2 separate regions of the Homo sapiens genome follow, and region 1 is linked to region 2. A link is a loop called in an ENCODE intact Hi-C map of the cell type or tissue named here. Cell type or tissue: CD4-positive, alpha-beta T cell. All regions are shown on one strand. Each heading gives the region's core, and the rest is flanking DNA. Links, peaks and the distances in the headings are about the cores only. Region 1 overlaps LRGUK (leucine rich repeats and guanylate kinase domain containing). Region 2 overlaps PLXNA4 (plexin A4).

What was found. Hi-C counts contacts between places; a loop is a spot of excess contacts. Peaks named below come from ENCODE experiments on the same cell type or tissue, not always from the same donor. Only the 100,000 strongest peaks of a DNase experiment are listed, where the experiment ranks them.
Region 1: a loop joins it to region 2, with 8 times the contacts of the local background. A loop is called at or near these places in 6 of 110 quality-filtered maps.

What each region holds. Positions count from the first base shown.
Region 1 is chr7:134,136,808-134,146,593 of GRCh38, reverse strand. It overlaps LRGUK (leucine rich repeats and guanylate kinase domain containing), which reads right to left. Exons shown (of 20, transcript NM_144648.3): 2 at 9,464-9,571; 3 at 7,077-7,158; 4 at 3,432-3,532. Among named protein-coding and RNA genes, the nearest start is that of LRGUK, 14 kb to the right of the region's middle. RefSeq lists a silencer at 5,181-5,250. In CD4-positive, alpha-beta T cell, for the core only: CTCF peaks have their summits at 4,933 and 5,136 (motif pointing right); a DNase peak (open chromatin) is centred at 5,153.
Region 2 is chr7:132,313,707-132,323,492 of GRCh38, reverse strand. All of the region lies in intron 3 of PLXNA4 (plexin A4), which reads left to right. Among named protein-coding and RNA genes, the nearest start is that of PLXNA4-AS1, 34 kb to the left of the region's middle. In CD4-positive, alpha-beta T cell, for the core only: a CTCF peak has its summit at 4,582 (motif pointing left); a DNase peak (open chromatin) is centred at 4,552; H3K27me3 peaks cover 1,769 bases.

The DNA of each region.
Region 1 (9,786 bases), core at 678-8,677, 1.8 Mb before region 2:
TACAAATAAAAGTGTTATTAAAAAAATCAGAACACCAAATGTATGCATATACAAATGGGAGCTATGGAAAATGCATACTATGAAATAAGTCAGTTTGGCATGATGTAAATGGAGTTTAACATTCACTTTTTTCTTCTATAGAATAATAATAAACTAGGAATAAGCTTATCATGATAGGGCTTACTTATTATTGACACTTTTTCATCAACATCTTTCATTCTGGTGCCATAGTATGACATCTGTATAACTACACCTCAGTCAGGGCAAACGCTAATACTATGCTCTCTATGTAGCTATGGTATTAGGTTTCTTTTTTTTTTTTAGATGGAGTCTCACTCTGTCGCCCAGGCTGGAGTGCAGTGGCTCAGTCTTGGCCCACTGCAACCTCTGCCTCCCAGTTCAAGCGATTCTCCTGCCTCAGCCTCCCAAGTAGCTGGGACTATAGGCTCCCACCATCATGCCAGGCTAAATTTTGTATTTCTAGTTGAGGCAGGGTTTCACCATGTTGACCATGGCTGGTCTTGAACCCCTGACCTCAAGTGATCCACCCGTGTCAGCCTCCCAAAGTGCTGGGATTACAGGCCTCAGCCACTGTGCCCAGCCAGGTTTCTTGAAAGACCTTAAAGGGGTTTGTGCCACTGTTTGGACTCCCATTGGAACCTAGAGCTTGGAAAAAGTAGCCATCAAGTCAAATTAACATTTTTCACCTAGTAAGAGCAAAAGCATTCTAATAAATACAAAAAGAGTGCACATACAAGTCCCCGCTCTAGGAAATGCATGTTCTCTCTGGTTGGTGGTACAAGGCTCATAGATATTAAATGAAAAGGAAGTGGAGCTTCTCAAGATGGCGGAGCATAGTACATGAGCCTGACTTACTGGAAAGATGTGGGCCATGGGGTCTCAGACAGTGGGTTCAATCCCAGTTCCGCTGCCTCCCAGCAAAGGTGAAGTTAGTTACCTAACCTTTCATGCTTCAGTATCAGGACAATATCAGGACAGCCCCACAGCTTTACTGGGAGGATTAAATAATACATTGAAAACACCTGAGGCCAGGCGCAGCAGCTCACACCTGTAATCCCAGCACTTTGGGAGGCCAAGGCGGGCAGATCAGCTGAGATCAGGAGTTTCAGACCAGCCTGGTCAACATGGTGAAACCCCGTCTCTACTAAAAGTACAAAATTAGCCAGGTGTAGTGGCTTATGCCTATAATCCCAGCTACTCGGGAGGCTGAGGCAGGAGAATTGCTTGAACCTGGGAGGCAGAGGTTGCGGTGAGCCGAGATCTTGCTATTGCACTCCAGCCTGGGCAACAAGCATGAGACTCCATCTTAAAAAAAAAGAAAAGAAAAGAAAAGAAAACATACACCAGGAGGCCACCATCATTCCTTCCCAGGTCTACACAGAGCTCACAGTGGCTTGCAGCACCTCAGGGTACAGCTTGGCACTTGGTACACACTTCTCTAAAATGACCAATATATTTGCTTGTAATTCTCCAGGAGCTCAGAACCTTAAAGATGGGGTCCATGATCTGTTTTTGTTCATTTGTAGGGTCTTTCTGGGAGAGTGCAAGGAAGGGGTGTGAAAGGGAGAAACTCCAAAGTTTTTCCTGGGGTAGGGGTCATGCTGTTACCATGAATGACTGCCCTGTGGCTTCAGACAAGGCGAATGGAACAGCAAAAGGTGAATCAAAACAGCTTTGCAAATTCAATTCCTGATAACCTCAAGACGATGCGGCCCCACACTGAGTACAGATAGGCACCTAGTGCGGCTTATTTGCACAAAGGAATGTCATCCTGGCAAAAACTATAATTTCAAAGGGAAAAAATGCACTATTGATAAGGGAATGATATAAAACTGAAGAAAAATTGAAAATTAAGGTCTCTCATCAGTATAAGGGAATGTCTGTTTCTTGATTTCAAACAGATTTTCATATTTGTGCAACTCTCCATAGAATATTTTGGATTTAAGTTAATTTGGTTTGTAAATAAAATAAAACTAATAGATAATAAAAGGCAATAGTTGATGTCCATTCCTTAAAATGACTTTTTAATTAAATATTTGAGTCCAATACAACAACACTAATCACAAAACCCAGGGTGATCGTTTCCAGATTTGTCAGCACATTAGAGCCACCTGATGGTCTCTTTAAAAGTCCAGGCCAGGCGTGGTGGCTTACACCTGTAATCCTAGCACTTTGGGAGGCTGAGGCAGGTGGATCATTTGAGTCCAGGAGTTCAAGACCAGCCTGGGCTACATGGTGAAACCCCGCCTCTACAAAAAATACCAAAAAAGTTAGCCAGGTGTTTTGGCACGTGCCTGTAGTCCCAGCTACTCAGGCTGAGGTGAGAGGACCACTTGAGCCCAGGAGTCGGAGGTTGCGGTGAGAGTGAGACAAGATTGCGCCACTGCACTCCAGCCTGGGCGACAGGATCACTTGAGCCCAGGAGGCTGAAGTTGTGGTGAGACAAGAATGCGCAACTGCACTCCAACTTGTCTCTGAAAATAAGAAGCCCAAAGCCCACACCTTACCTTGGACCACTTAAATCAGAATCTCTTGCAGTGGGATTTGGGTATCAGTAGGTCTGAAAACTCCCTCAGGTGATTCCAATGTGCAGAAGAGTGTGGGAACCACTTCTCTCTGACCTTGCTACTTAAGTATGACCGATGGACCAGTGGCATGACATCATCAGGAAGGTTTTTAGCAATCACAGGCTCAGGCCCCACCCCAGACCTAATGGGTCAGAATTCCCTTTTCACAAGAACCACAGGTGATTTGGGCATGCATTTAAGCAACAGACTCACTGCTCTAGGGCATAGCAAACTATTCCATCCACCACTGTCCACAGGTAGTTTATTTCTGCTTCAGAAATGCAAAAGCAAGTGCGGAGAAGCAAGAATGGAGATCTGAAAGCATTATTTTCTTAAAAAGTAAAGTTAGATAAATAAAAGGGCAAAGTTTGAGCCTAGGACATTTTTACAGATTATTCAGATATAAAATTTTTCAGATAAGTTATTCCGCTATATGTCCCATAACATCATGCTGTACATCTGAAATATACACAATAAAATGCATTTCTTTAAATAAATAAAATGTACCAAGTAATATTTTTAAAAAATTGTTCCACTATAACAACAAAAAAAGGGCAATAATAACTACTATTCAAATGAGGGAAAGAGGAGACCAGAGGAAAGTTCGTTGGTTTGAACACTAGGTTTGAACAAAGCTTCCAGAAAGCCTATCCACTGACAGACCAGCTCCCTTTTCCAAAATAAAGTATACACAAAGCCTTCTTTTTTATTTCATTTCAGACACTTACATTGCTTACCTCTGTATCTTATTCTCTCTGAATTCTCTATTTGAGTGCTATTTTGCTTATTTAATGCACTTTTGCAAACCCCTTAATGTGTAATTAAGGTATTCATAAAGTCTACCTTGAGGTTTTTGGGTGGCTTGAAATTGAAGAACGTAGTCAAATTATTTTGAGAAGCATTAAGTTCTAGGAGATAAGGCATACAACTCACACAAGATAAATCTACGGAGGGAAACAGATACAGAATAAGGTAAGCCAATAAAATAACAAGACAAAGGCATTAAAAACAGTGTACATGACATCAGAATATTTTAAAATTATAACAGTTGCAAAGACATCTTAATTATTCCATATGAGTGAAAGGAATAAAATCAGGAGTATGTGAAATATACAAAAAAAAGGTAGAAAACTCTCGGAGTCAATAATTTAATCCTCTTCCCCAGGGGTGGCCAATCCTTGTATGCCCTATTTTGGGGGCAGCCAAGTAACCAATCCCTGCGGCCTCTTCCGCATGCCCGCTCACTCTGCCACTAACAATGAAATGCTACAAAACTTGCCAGCATTTGAGAAAAGGATGAAAAGCAAAAGCCTTAGATAATCCTCTTGATAATTAGCCCCTAAATAACTAAATTAGATCTTTTCATAAAGAGTGGAAATGCCACAATTAGGAAACTCTCTTTGTTGTAAATTAAATTTTGTTTCAGTTGGACTTACCACTAGATCGCATTAACTATTTGAAGTGATTTAACTCATTGCTGTTATTTGATTTTTGACTCCAGATTGGATCAAACGTACATCCGAGTTTTGCATTTTATCCCAAGCACACACTTTGAATCTTGAACACTAAGTAAAGAACTACTGTGCTAATAAAGGATAGTGCTAATGAAATTACATATAAAAGATAAAAGATATGAACTATTGTTTTACCTTTCTCTATGACTTTACAGCAGACACAGAGGTAGGGGAATGAATTAGGGAAGGAATCAGGAAGGGTCACACAGTAAGGGTTATGGCCCTGTCTCTACTAGTAAGTCCTTTCTCTGCCTAAAAATGGCAACAATGCTAGCATTTCCCTCTCTCTCCTCGTTCTAGATTCTAGATCATAGTATGCGCTATTACAACCTCCTGGGGATGGCCTCTAGTGGGAGAATGGAGCCTCCTCACCCGAAGCCAAGCGAAGTGCTTCTACCTTTCTCCAAGTGGCACAGACACATGCAGACCTGGGGAAGGAAGCCAGCCTGGAGTAGTTGGGGCCCTGCCCTGAGGTGGGTAGGACATGCTATGTAAGGGGCCTCCTGGTATCTTCCCTTCTCAATAGTCACTGAAGCCAGAAAATTCCCCCCAATTTCTATGTTATTTTTCTGGACGAAACCATGCCCTTCCTTACTAAATGTAAATAGTTCCAGGAGAGACAGTACTTTGAGACATTAACACTTTGTTGGAAATGAATCAGCAAATCAAGGAAGAACTCTTCGAGGAAACCTAAGGAGAAACTGTAATTGCTTTCCAAGTGGTATCGATTTGTCCATGCTGAGCTCAGCTACATGTCTGTCAGCAGTGGTCTCAACTCTACTAACTTCACGGGACCACCAGACTCTCCTGAAAGATGATCTTTCTGTGGGCAGGTAAATGGAGATCCTTCTTGAAGCAGAAGCAGCAGCTAGTACTTAGCTAGAGACAAAGAGATGGTGAGTGCATTTCACACACTGTAGATAGCCAGTGTTTTCATATCAAGACAGAAAAAAGTCCTTGGTCTGGGTTGCTGGACATTGAACTTGAGCTGGCCTGTGGTCCCTATCAGTGCAGTGACCTCCTTGCCCACCAGAGGGCAGGAGCTCCTCGTGTCTCCATCACTGGTTTTCGGCATGTGGTCCCGGACCAGCAGCATCAGCCTCATCCAGGAGCTTATTCGAAATGCAAATTTCCAGGCCCCGCCCCAAACCTACCGAATCAGAAACCCTGAGAGTGGGGCCCAGAAATCTGTGTTATCAGGGCTTCCAGGTGATTCGGATGCAGTCTGAAGTTTGGCCTGCACCAGGAGACCAGTGAGACTGTCATCACAAAAAGAAACATATGCGGTACTTTACACACAGGAGGCTTTCAAACAGTTGACGAACTAATGAAATGTGCCATCCAAGGTTAGTGAGGACTGATCGGGCTGAAGAGAAAGGCTTGGAGCGTAACTGTGGGCTCCCTGCTCCTGTTGTCAGCAGTGAGCATTGGCAAGGCCCCCACCACTCCGCGATTTCCTACCCAGCAAATGGAAACAACCGCGGAGGTATGGAGTAGGCCAAGTGCTCCTGCCAGAGACACTAGAAAAGGCCTTCTGATGAGATGACCATCTAAGATTTGCTTTAAAATAACCCTGGGGAAGCTGGGCAGGGAGGTATATAGATGGGCTGATCACTGTTGAACCCAAATATTCATTCCAATATTCTATTTGTGCTTTGTAATTTTCCATAATAAAGCTTTAGAAAACTAGAAAAAAGTTAATTGAAAGTCTTTCAAAAACAGTAGTATTTTAAGAATGAAAATGGGCTAGAATATTTCTTAATCGTTAAAAAGTGGACTTTATTAGGGTCCTAGAAGGGGAAAAAAACCCCAGAATCAAACAGAGAAGACATATCAGCAACATTTATTTGTCATAAAAAAGGCAGGCAAAAGAAGCAAGCAGAAAGATTATCAGTGAAGAAAGCAGGTCAGAAGTAATGATTTGCTCACTTCCCTAGAAATCTAAAGAAAAACATTATACACTGTCAACTTCAAATAAGATCAGAAAATTATAAACAAGGATCAAGCTTTGAAGAAAATTTGACAATGGTAGGACTAATTTCATTAAATGTGAACAAGGTGTCATAACAAATACCTTATATAAAACTACAAATTGTGGAGTTAGAGTTGAAAGAATCAACTAAATAAAGACAGCAAAAAAGAATGAAAAATATGTATTTGTGAATCCCTGGTGCTCAATAATAAGGGTAAAAGAGCTAACAGATTTAAAATGCAAAATGTAGGCCCGGGCACAGTGGCTCACACCTGTAATCCCAGCACTTTGGGAGGCTGATGCGGGCAGATCACTTGAAGTCAGGAGTTCCAGACCATCCTGGCCAACATGACGAAACCCTATCTCTACTAGAAATACAAAAAATTAGCCAGTCGTGGTGGTGCGTGCCTGTAGTCCCAGCTACTCCAGAGGCTGAGGCAGGATAATCACTTGAACCCAGGAGGCGGAGGTTGCAGTGAGTTGTGATCATGCCACTGCACTCCAGCCTGGGCAACAGAGTGAGACTCCATCTCAAAAAAAATGTTTTTTTAATTTTAAAAATAAGATTTTCAAAATGCAGAATAAAGAGTGTAATAAAATATAAATGCAAAAGCAAAATAAAGAAAAGAATCTGTTAAAGAAAAAAAAGACTAATTCATCTGCACTGAGTAACAGAGGAAAAGAAAAGAAATCATTAAATATTCAGGGAGTATTGAAGAAGTAATGATCGATCTCTTAAAAGGAAAAAATAAAGCCAACATTCCATCTCCTAGTCTTAAATATCATTGACTGCATCTCAGCCACATCATCATATTGCAGATCTGTGCCTTTTTCTCTCTCAGCAGTTATCGGTGCCTTTTTTACATGGAAAGCAAAGGATCAATATGTAAATTGATACACAAATTAGTGATATCAAGTCTGGCATTATTAAACCATATTACATACTGCAACGTTTAAGTTTTCAGATAATTCAGTGATCAATCTAGAATGACAATTACATACCTTCAATTTTATTCGCTGAAAGATCCAACTTCTGTAGATGAACATATCCACAGAGAATGCTAACATCAATTAAATTACAACCCTGAGAAAACAAAAGGTAAAAGACTTTAATGTTGCTTTATCAGGTTACTACTCAGCCTTCTTGCAATAACTCTTGATGGAAAGAAATCCAGAATTTCTTTCACAAGTATAGAAGAAGAGAGAGAACAAAATCTGAAGCCTGCTACTAATAGGATCTCAAAACAGATGCCATAAAAAAAAAGCCCTTCCTTTGAAGAAAATAATAGCTTAATAACGTTAGTGTTGTTAGCAAAAACAAATACAACATGAAAGGCCAATTTAAAGCAGTGTTCATGGAGACCGTTAGAACAGAGTCTTTTTTTTCTTTTAATAAATCACACAATAGCAATAAAGACAAGGCCTTTACCTAGTAGAAGAAAAAAATGTCTAGAATTTAAATGAAGTTTTAAAGAGAATTCACACCTCATCAGGAAATCATTAATAACAATACTACCTACACTTTCACCTTTTCATTTTCAAAGCTCTTTCACAATAATCTCATCTGATCAAACACACCTGTGAAATCTGTAGGGCAGCTTATTCCCAATTTAGAGATGAGGGATGTGAGGTACAGAGAGGTAGGTTAACAGCCTGAAATCACACAGCAAGTTAGTTATAGAGAAGCAGTATCTAAGTCTCTTGAATCCTTGTCCAAAATTCTTTCCAGGATATCTTGATTCTAGTCAACTTCAGATGAGGTTGAGGGGAATTTGGTTGAGTGGAACAAAGACTTCTATGATTGTTTTATGTCGTGATGGCGGAGTCAGAAAACAAGCAAACCAATGAAGAGTCATTATAAGCACGTTCTCATATAGAATAATGGTGATTGTTTAATGAAGGCCGCTAGAACAGTAATAATAAATAAACACTTACTGAATATTTACTATTTACAAGGCATTGTGCTTGGCATGATGAGAAATGCAATGATGGAAGAGAGCTATATTGTGCCCTTAAGAAACTTATGACTTTGGTAGGAGAGAAGATATGTACACAAATAATAAGAGAAAGTAAAAAAAATAACATGTAACATAAGTAAGACATAAAGGAAAAAAAAATCACCAAACTAGGCAACTCTAAGAAAGTGTATTCAGTAAGACAGGTTATTAAGTCAAAGTAATTCAACGTGTAATATCTCAAATGTAAGGAGGTCAGTGGCAAAATAAATTAAGCTTCAGTCCATCCAGCTGAAATAAGATTTAAAGGATTGCTTTTTGGGGTAGATCAATTTAAGGCATAGCACTACCTACAGAAGTAGAATATTGATTGAAAGGGGCTTGTGTGGGGATGCACTGGCTGCTGGAATTATATACCATATTCCAGCGTCAAACACAGTGCAATGCATACAGGGTGCTCCCTGTATGTTATTGCCTGACTGGCTGAGTCATCCATAAAATGTTACAAAGTGAAAATAGAAAAAGATTACTGTTTTAATATGCTGACCTTGAAGGACATGCCCATGGAACTAGCAAAGGTGAAAAAAGTTTAACATTTCTTGCTTAGCTTACTCATTCAAATCCAAGATAGAACAGGCTTATAGTGAATTACATACCCTTTCGCCAAATCATGGTGCCATGGTAAAATTTCAATGTGCGTTTTTTTTTTCTCATATGTACCTAAATTTACTCTGTGGATCTCCAATGAATATTTAATGCTTTACAATATAAGGAGGCACAACGACTTAAATTGTTTTTCTAGGACTACAGAGAGACAAAATGAGGAAAGAAGCAAGTATTCCCAGTAGTTTGCTCTTACAGCCTCTCTTTTGATAAAATTGAAGCCAAGGTTTTGTGCTACTCTATGATGAGTACTGAAATCTTAAAAACTGATGAATAATAATAGATTTTTTTTTTCTTTAATGATAGGTATCTTTTGGAAAGTAAGGTATAGCTCAAAGCCTCTTATTTCTTGACATACTTAGTGGGGAAAGTCAATATCAAAATACTTTGTTCCCTTGGATTCAGATATAAAGTTTAGTGTTTCTTCCACTGATCAGAGAGAAAATTCTTAAAGAGTCTTTGATTGGTTTTACAGAATCAAATTCAACCTCCTGGAAAGAAAGCATTGATTACTATAATATAGACTACTTAAGATGAAAGAAATAGAGTGTGAAGAGAATGAAAACTAAGAAATTTGGGGGGCTGATTACTGAATTGGTCAGGGCTCTTTGAAGTCTAATATTTACAGAAATATCTCTTGTCACCAGTCTCCATCAAATGCGAGGCTCCAAGATTTGCTGTCACCACAAAAGCTAAGAGTACTGAAGAAAATGAATATGGTCTAGCCAGTGTCAAGCTGTAGCCAGCCAATGGAGATTTTGTCATACTCACTGATAAAGTTAGATTGAGGTAGACTTGCTCAGTCCCAGAGCCTGAGCGCCCCAAGTGATGGAGTGCTTTGGCCACAGCCTCCTCTCTCAGGACCCCATCAAATTCCTCCTGTAAAAAACCCAGAAAGGTAGACAAAGAAAAGATTCTCATTAGAAAAGAAACAATCTATCTTGTCATATCCAGCACTTATTTAGTATATTTTATACCCAGGAGCTGAGCTCTCCAAAATTTACCAACCCCCAAAAAAATTCTGTGTTGATAACATATACATATTACATATAATTAAATAACTATCTGCCAAATCAATGTTTTCATTGCCACTG
Region 2 (9,786 bases), core at 523-8,522:
GCCTCCTGGGTTGGGGTTTTGTTGTTGAAGGCTTTGCTTTTACCACTTTCTCTTAGGCTTTGGAGGTAATAATGCCTAACTCCTCAGATCACTCGAAGGATTAGATGAGATGATGCAAGTACACTCTACTTTGTAAAATGAAAACCTAATGGACTGTGTAGCCTCATGGCTGTTACTGCTAGCACTTCAACACACCCATGTCTCTCAATCCTTCGGTTTCCTGTGCCCACCAGGGCATCTGTCTGTTGAGTTTCATGAATCATCTGCTGGCACCCAGCAATGCACATGTACAGGTGATTTAAGGCCTGGTGGTGGGGAGAGGGCAAAAGGGAAGACAGGCTGGACAAGGTGAACTCGTGGGGATCACAGTTCAGTGGTCACCTGAGTTATGAGTCTCTCCCCCAACGGATCTTTTCCCTCTGTGAATTTCCATTATGTCACCCAGTGTATTTCATCTGTGCTAAAGGAGAATACACTGATACAAATGTGCACCACCCCTCCCCAACCCTTGTATTTCTGATGTTAAGGCCTCTCTGGCTTATATTGCCTAGAGGGGACCCAGTGAGATAGTGGATCAGCTGTCCTGTTTAAAATCTGAACAGATCTCTTAAGTCACAGGAAGCCGAACCCCAGAACAGTGGTATCCAAACCTGGTTTTGTGACATCCCTTTCTTCCTGAGCATCTCTGGTTGTTTCAAAGAGTGACCCAATGATCTCCTAAATTTCCAAAGCAAAATAAGTCACAATAGTTTAAAAATACATACAGCACGGGAGGTGCTTAAGAGGAGATGAGTGTCTCCAACTAAATGAGTGATAGTGACGGAGCAACTCACCTATGTGGCCAGGTGCTTTTTGGGGTTTGAAACTAGAGAATGGTCCTGAGAGGTTGAAATTGCACCAGGATGTTTAGCCATGCTACCTTCTTGCTGTGTGGGATAAAGAATGGAGCCACAGCCTCTTAAAACCTGATGTGACATCTAGGAGACAGAAATGAAAAAGGCAACCCTTCTGGCCAGGCACGGTGGCTCACGCCTGTAATCCCAGCACTTTGGGAGGCCGAGGCGGGTGGATCACTTGAGGCCAGGAGTTCAAGACCAGCCTGGCTAGCATGGTGAAACCCTGTCTCTACCAAAAATACAAAAAATTAGCCAGACATGGTGGCACATGCCTGTAATCTCAGCTACTTGGGAGGCAGAGGCACAAGAATCGCTTGAACCCAAGAGCAGAGACTGCAGTGAGCCGAGTTTGCACCATTGCACTCCAGCCTGAGTGACAGAGTGAGACTCTGTTAAAAAAAAAAAAAAAAAAGCCCTTTTAGGGAAATTGAACTCTAGCCTTGGTCTACCTGGTTTCCAGACCCAATGGAAAGTGTGTCTCAGACCCGAGTGCCTGCATGCAAAGATTTCCAGATTTCTCTGGCACATTCCTTTTCCAACCTTTTCACTTACCATGTTTATTTTTACTGTTTGTTTTTTTCTCACTGCTATTCTACTATAATTGTGCCCAATTTGGTGATTGGGACAAAAAAGGCACGGAAACTGGGTTGTAGCTTGCCCAGATACTCTGCTAATTTCTACCTTCTTCTGGGGGTGGAGTTTAGGACTTCCTATGCCCCCTCCGCCCCACCCAGGCTTCCCTCCTCCCCAGAAACTTGAAACTCTCCTGGGAGGGTGGCCACCCGCATACAGGCTCCCCAATATATGCACCTTGGCCCTCTCCAAAGGGCCTCCTTTTTGCCCCTCCCCACCCTCAACCACAGACACATCTTTAAAACCTTGTCTTGAATGTTCACCAGACTCTAACATGTGTCCACGTGTCCCCCGGGGCTCCCTCCTGCCTGGCTGTCTGCCTCCTGCAGGTCTGTCTGCTTATGTGCACCGACACGGCAAACACACATGGTGCACCAACATTTCAGCCCAGTGTTGCTTTGAACAAGGCCTTCCAGGGGATCAGAAATGTGGACAGCAGATGTCAGAGGTGACCCACCGTCTGCTGTTTATGGGAGTTGCTCATTCCCTGGGTCAGGGAATGTGTACAGAGACTGTCACAGCCAGCGCAATGAGCATCCAAGAGGTTGTCACTGGTATCTCCCTGGGAACTGGACCACGATTTAAAAAAAAAAAAAAAGCTTGCCTAGAACACAGACACGCTAGGGTAACTGTAGATCTTACATTCACACACATCCTGGGCTTGACATCCTTGCCTTCAGCAGCTTGGCAGACAGAAAAATAACAGTTTGTTTTCTGTGTGATCAGAGTTAACTTAACCAACCCCTGCCAAGCTCTTCTCTTTGTCAGGAGAAAGAGTCAGAGGGAAGTGAGGGCATGCAAGTAAGCGCGAGGGGGTGGCGGACGGAGAGCCAGGTGAGGAGAGGCAGCCGGAGAAAAACAGTGCTGGGAAGCTGGCCGGTGAGTGTGGAGCCAGGTGATGTGCCAGGCATCTGACAGCCGTCAAGGAAGGGCAGCTGGCAAGGGATTGCCAGGAACCGGAGGGCAGAAAAACAGGGAGATTTGGGGCAACAAACGACATAGTCAGTGGCTGGAACTTGCTGGGGATGCCCTTGTGAGCCCTGCCGCGGGAGCAGTCATTCTCAAAATTTAGGATGCATCCAGACCACCTGTAGAACTTATTAAATACAGATTGCTGGCTTCAGCCCTGGAGTTTCTGATTCTGTAGGTCTGCGCAAGGCTAGAGATTTGGCATTTCTAACAAGTTCCCGGATGCTGCTGGTCAGGAGCCCAAACTCTGAGAACCACTGCACTCAGGGAAGCCCAAAGCTGACTTGCTTTAACCTCTTCCAATATGGCATCCACCAAGAGCAAAAGCTTTATTCATGGGAAAGGTCATTCAGTGCTTGGAGAAGCACGGAGACTCTGCTCTCCTCTCTCCAGGCAGGAGGTAAGAAGTGAAAGCAGAATCTTTGGTTCGTGGGGTGTTGCAGGTTGAACTGTATCTCCCCAAAGGGAAAGCTGAAGTCCCAACTTCTGATACTTGTGCATGTGACCTTTTTGTAAATAGGGTCTTTGGAGATCTAATCAAGTTAGGATGAAGGATGGGCTTTAATCCAGTGACTGGTGACTTCATGAGAGAAAAGAATGGGAAATTTAGACAGAGAGACCCGGGCCATGTGAAGACAAAGGCAGAGATTGGAGTGATGCTGCCACAAGCCAAGGAACAGCAAGCACTGCCAGCAGTCACTGGAGGTGGGAAGAGGCAATGAAGGATTCAGCCCTACCGGCCCCTTGATTCCAGACTTCTAATCTCCAGAGCTGTGACAGAATACATTTCTGTTGTTTTATGACACCCAGTTTGTGGTCACCTGTTATGGCACCCCCGGCAAATGAATACACTGGGTTTTCAGAGTTTGTTTGTGTTGCCATCTTAAAAGCGCCCAGTATGACCACTGTGGGTAGGTCTTGTGTCATGCTGACTTTCAAGGGAGATGCCTGTCCTCTGCACATGTCTGTAGGTGCAGCTCCAGGTTGCTTGACTGTGGAGATGTTCACCAGGGCAGTCCAACTCAGGTGTCTGAGAAGGCAGGGGTGGAGAACATGGGAGAGGTGGGGAAGCATGGCACTGCCCTGCAGAACTCCAGCAGAGCCCTTTGACTGGGAAGGAAGCAAGTGGAGAGCATAGGAGAGGTGGGGAAGCATGGTACTGCCGTGCACGGCTCCAGCAAAGCCCCATGGCTGGGAAGGCAGGGTAAGGCACTGTGCATTTCAGGAACTTACACGGAATAAAAGAAAGGTTAGGATGACAGGGAGGCAGTGTGAGAAAACCTGCTTCTGGAGCAGGAAGTCCGGTGATCTCAGAGCACCAGGAAATTAGCATAAGGAAACAGCAAAATTGTCCGTTAAGAATGCAGAGCCAAAACTTCATGGTAGAGGAGTGCAGCGGCAATGTGTTTGGAGAGTAGGAAACAGGTGGAGAGAATTATAAATTACAAGGAACCCTGAGAACAGATCTAGAGTAGGAAACAGGTGGAGAGAATTATAATTTACAAGGAACCCTGAGAACAGACCTAGAGTAGGAAACAGGTGGAGAGAATTATAATTTACAAGGAACCCTGAGAACAGATCTAGGATGAAGCCCTCATCACAGCACCTGGAATATGCTAGTTTTCTATTTCTCAATTTGGAGTTCCCTGGGGACTGCATGGGAATCACCAGTAGCACTTACTCAAAATGCACGTTCCTGGGCTCCACCTCAGCCATGCTGCGTGAGAGTCTCAGTGGACAGGGCCTGGGAAGCTGCATTTTCACAAGCTCTGCAGGGGTTTTATGCTAAGTCTGAAAACCATGCTGCATGTGCTTAGGAAACGTTAGTAGGTTTCCCCCTTTCTAGATTAGATTAGGGGAAATAGAGAAGAATGGAAGAGAGGAGAGGAGGTTTCAGAAGGGCCTTTGGATGGCTCTCCTCCATATCGCCTTGCCCAGGACCTCTATGTGGGCCACCTTGGGGTGCGTGTGGACATGCCTTCCCTTCCACGGTTGGACCAGTCCTGACAAGCGCTGCGGGGCCAGGCGTCACAGGACTGGAGTCACCCGACTGTCGCAGCACTGCCACCTGCTGGCTGCAGGAGAAAATGCAGAATTCAACAGAGAGTCCACACTTGTTAAAGACCAGCTTCAGAAACACACAGGCAGAGACCCGCGCACACACATACCTACATATACACCACAGAACAGAGCCCCTCCGACCCTGGCTAGACCACAGCAGCATCTGTGATTTTGCCTGTGTAACAACTACAGATGGGTTCGATTTCTCCCTTCAGGGGACAGATGAGATTGGAGTGGGGGAGAAGAATTAAAAAAAAAAAAAAAAAAAAAAAGCAAAGTGCGTGATGATCACCAGAGGCTCTGAAAAGACTTCCTCTTCCCTCCTTCCTTCCTGTTTTCCGGTAAACACAGGAGGTAAAGATGTGCAAGTTGTGGAAACGCTCATTCTGCAGGGGGTGGGGAGGGAGAGTCCTGCAGCTGAGGCATCCCTTGGCTCCCAGCCCTGGGGAAGGAGAGGGAAAGCAGGGAGGGAGGAAGCCAGGAGGCTGGAGAAGCTGACCCTCCCCCAGCTTAGCGCTCTCAAGTGTCCAAAGCAAGTGAGCACATACTGATATCACCTCCTTTCCTCGACACTCTGGGTTCTGGGCAGTATTGCGCTCTTTTCTGCCTCAGTTTCCCCTTTAGTGAGCAGATGGGGCTGCCAGAGGGTCAGACCCTGGTGTGATCTCTGGTGCTCAGAAGGGTGAGAGTGTCCACATGAATCACCTGTCTGGCTAGGAAGGGCTCCAACTCCCTCCCCCTGCAACCAGGGCCCTGAGATGCTACCCCTGCCCTCTCCGCTCCAGTCCCCCTGCCTGCAGGCCTGCTTGTTGTGTGGGATGAACTGCTGAGATTGCCTTGTCTCGGTTCATGACCTTATGTCAAAACCACTTGGGATTGAGTTTCTTTGACCGGGTTACTCGGGTCTTCAGGGAAAATGGATTACAGCCTTTCCCAGGAGGCACAGATTCTTGCGCTCTCAGAGAATGTTCTCTGGCCTGCAAACTGTGCCTGCCTGGCCCCGACCCTTGCTCTGCCTGGCTCTTGTTCTCCACTCCCTGCTCTTGGATTTCTTCCCTACCCATTTCTGAAATTGCCTGGCCAGGTGTAACCTGAGCCAGCTGAGGGAGGGAGCAGGCTGAGAGGCTCCCTACAACTGGTGTTCCACAATGCTGTGCTGACTTTTGCTTGTGCTGCTCCATTTTGCTCTTGTTGCACACAACCTGGTCATGGTAAACTCATGGTAGCTTTGCAAGGATAGGCAAATGGTCACTGAATGCCACAGAATAAAAGTAATCAGGGAAGACTTTGGATCCTATGCTAGTGAATCCCAGACCAGTAAATCCAACCCAGTTCAGTCCAACTCAAGTCAACCAATTTATTCCAATTCAACATAACACAACCCAATCCAACCCCATCCAATGCAACCCAATCCAATTCAATCCAACTGAACACAACACAACCCAATCCAATCAAATTCAACCCAATCCAACTCAACTCAATCCAATTCAATACAATCCAACACAACCCAATCCAATCAAATTCAACCCAACCCAACCCAATCCAACCCAACTCAATCCAATACAACCCAACACAACCCAACCCAATCCAGTCCAACCCAACCCAACCCAACTCAATCCAATTCAGCACAACCTAACTCAACCCAATTCAATCCAATCCAATCCAACCCAACCCAACCCAACCCAGTCCAATCTAACATGATATAGCACAGCACACACAACCCAACACAACCCAATCCAATTACATTTAATCCAACACAAACTTAACTGAACCCAGCCCAATTCAATTCAACACAACACAACTCAATCTAATCCAGCACAACCCAACTAAATCTAATTCAACACAACACAATCCAATCCAATTCAACCCAACCTAATCCAATAAATCCAGTCTAACACAACACAACACACACAACCCAATTTAACAAAACCCAACCTAATCCAATCCAATACAACACAACACAGCCCAACCTAACCCAATGCAGCACAATACAACTCAATCCAATCCAACCCAACCCCAGCACAACACAGCTAGGCTCAAGCAACAGGCAGTCTTATAGCACCCTGTTTTACTCATCTCACTCTGCATTGATGAAACTGGAGGGTGGGGGACTAAATTGTGTACTTTTCTTGTGAGACCCCAGTCCCTTATTTAAAAAGAAGTGGGTGCCAAGATAGCATGGTAAGAACAACAGGTTCAGAAGTTAAGAGACCTAATGAAGCTACAGTGGTGTCATGAATTTGGAGAGTCATTTCCCATCCAGGCTTTAGTTCTTCATCTGCTGGGGAGCTATGGCCTAAGGACACTTCCCAAACCCAGCTCACAATACTGCTGGGAGGACACACTGAAATGATGTACATAAAAATCCTTTTCAAAATTTGAGGCACCAAGCTATTATTGATTAAGTACTTTATAGGCTAGGGTTAAATCTATGTTTTAAAATCTTAGCCTGGAAGTTTGTGAGAGTTTAGGGTCTCTATCCCATAGTGACTTGATCCGTAAAGTGCTAAAATGAAATGTTCCTCCTAAGTCCACCATTTTCCATGCGTTTAAGTCAGTTGATTGAGTTTATGTTAAGAACATCAAGGTTTTCCCAAACTCTGGTTAGAGAGCTTGCTGCAAAGAAATGTATTGTTCCCTTAACCTAAACCCAAAAAGTTGACTAGAAGAGAACTGGGAGAATGTGGACGATTCAATAAAATCCACCTCCCAACACAACATAGGGAGGCTTATGGTGATAGAGTCGCATTTTTTAGTTTAGTCATTTGAGGCAATAAGTGGGCGTTCACTTTGTTAAAGGAATGACAGTGCCCCTCTTCAAGGGCATAGCAGTTTTTCCAAGTTGAAAAAGTAGGATATGCTTTGCTTATTATCTCCAGTTTATGAAAGTCAGATCATATCAGTTCCCCCATCCTGGAAACATACAACACTTCCCCTCTGTGTACAGGTTAAAGCCCAGCACTTTGAAAGACATTCAAGGGTCTTTTGCACCTGCATCCAACCTACCACTCTGGGCTTCCCTCCCACCATGCCCCCAAAAGTCATATGCCCTGACCACAGCTGACTACCCTACACTGCACACACGTGGCACTTTCCTCCATCTCTGCCTTTGCTCATGCCAGCCTGCCTAGGACATATTCTTCCTCATGGCTCCTGCTATTTGAATCATATTCCTCCTAACAATCAGCTCACATTGCCACTCTTCTGGGAAGCACACTCCTCAGAATTGACCACTGCTTCCTCTCCATGGCCACCAGAACAGAAGTCAATCATTTGAATGTGCTTCACTCGGGAGGGGCGTGAGATGTGGGCCAAGGTGTATTGGGTTTTAACCAGAATATCTGATCGAAAATGAGATCCAGCACTTGTTAGCTATAATCTAACTTTGAGCATCATGTAGCCCATCTGAGTCTTAGTTTGTTCATAGATACAACATGAGTACAAATAATCATCCTCCTTCCCTCACTGGAATCATGGTTCATTTATTAATTCAATAAAGTTTATTGTGTCCTTACTATGTGTGGTGTGAATTAAATTTAGAAAGTCAATGTGAAACTGCTTTTTAAATTGTGCTGTGAATCTTGTTTTGGACAAGAAGTCTTTGAGGGTAGAAACCAGCCAAATCTTATTTGAAATGTGTGCATTTCTGGGTGGGATTTTACACAGTACATGCTCAACTCATGTTCAGCAATGGAATGAACTAGAGAAAACAAGCCTCCCAGAGGTCACACAGAACAGACCGGAGTGAAAGCCCCTCTGGTCCTGTTTCCCAGGCCCCAGTAGCAGAAATGTCTCCCTTGCTCACACATCCTCCCCTGGCTCACTTAGGTGCCAAATGGAAAAGTCAAGGAAGAAAGTGCCACAGAGGAAGAGCACAATATTCCACTGGATAACTTGCTCAGGAGAGTGGATAAGATTATCCTTAATAACCTGACACTTTTATTTATGGAGTGTCTCTGATAAAAACCCTCCAAAATGCTTGCAGTCCATTGGAGGAGAGGAAATAATTACCTGCTTAGAAATCTGAGAGGAAGTTAAGTGACGCAAGACAATTTTGTTGCTGGCTTCTTTTCGTGTCTTGCAACACAACAAGCTGGCATGATCAGAGCCCTGCTGGGCTGAGGAGGAACAAAGAAGTCTTTCCATCATGACTTTTCCTGGTCTACGTTGAGGATGGGAAGTAAAGTGGCTGGAAGTCCAGTTAGTGAACTCCAGCGTGCAGACCCAGGACAGTTCTGATACAGGACCCAGGGTCTGGTGATGTGGAACCTCCGTGAGGACCTCTTTTGGAACCCCAGAGTAACAACCTGTAAAATCTCAGTTTTTCTTGATATTCTCCAACCCTCAGCTCTCCCACCCTTTCCTTCCTCTTCCTCCCTTCCCTACTTCCCGTGGCCTCCCTTTCCAGACTCTGATGGGGGTGAACCATGGAAGGCCCCAAGAAGCAGAAGGGAACCAGCACCCCCGGTCATGGGCATTGGCATGAGGCCGACTAAACGCTCTGACCCAAGGGGAAGGTCTGTGGGGAGAAGGGGCCACACCACACACTCAACCCTTAGAGGGCTTCGTTTTGTTTTAAGTCTTAGGTCAGTGTGGGAAATAAACCCTACTATTTTTTAAATAATGGTAGGTATTTCTGGATTTTTAATTTGACATAGACTTTGGAAAGAAGTTCCTGAACCAGCCCTAAGCAAAAATTGTGAAAATTTTGGTGCAAAATGAGACTTTTGTTTGGTTCTGTGAAACTGTTTAATCCAAAGAAAAGTTCCTCAGATACTAAAATTGAAGGACCCTGGTGATGGTGCAGAGAAGGTAATTAAATCGGTGTGTCTTTCCTGTGCTCCTCAAAGTGACTGCCTATTCATTTGCAAGTTTATGTTGGGTCATGCATGGAGCCTATTTCAGCTTCTGGGATGAGAAGTGGGAGAACATTCTATTCCTCAACTTAGTGAGCCCTCTGTAGTGTCTGGGGGCAACGTGAAGGGAAGTAGGAAATAGTGATTTGTGTTCTTCCCTTTCCCCGGCACTTTTCCAATCTGTATTCTGTAATCTATGGAATGTGTCTGATGTGACCCTTAGAGACAGGGTAGGAGGGCCAGCCTGCCATGGTGGTCGTCTAAATTCTGGCTCCGGGAAATGATTTGATATCATGATATCACAATCCACCTCTAAAATGACAGTGACTCAATTGTCCTAAGCAATGACTTTCTGCCTAAGCAGAAAGTCA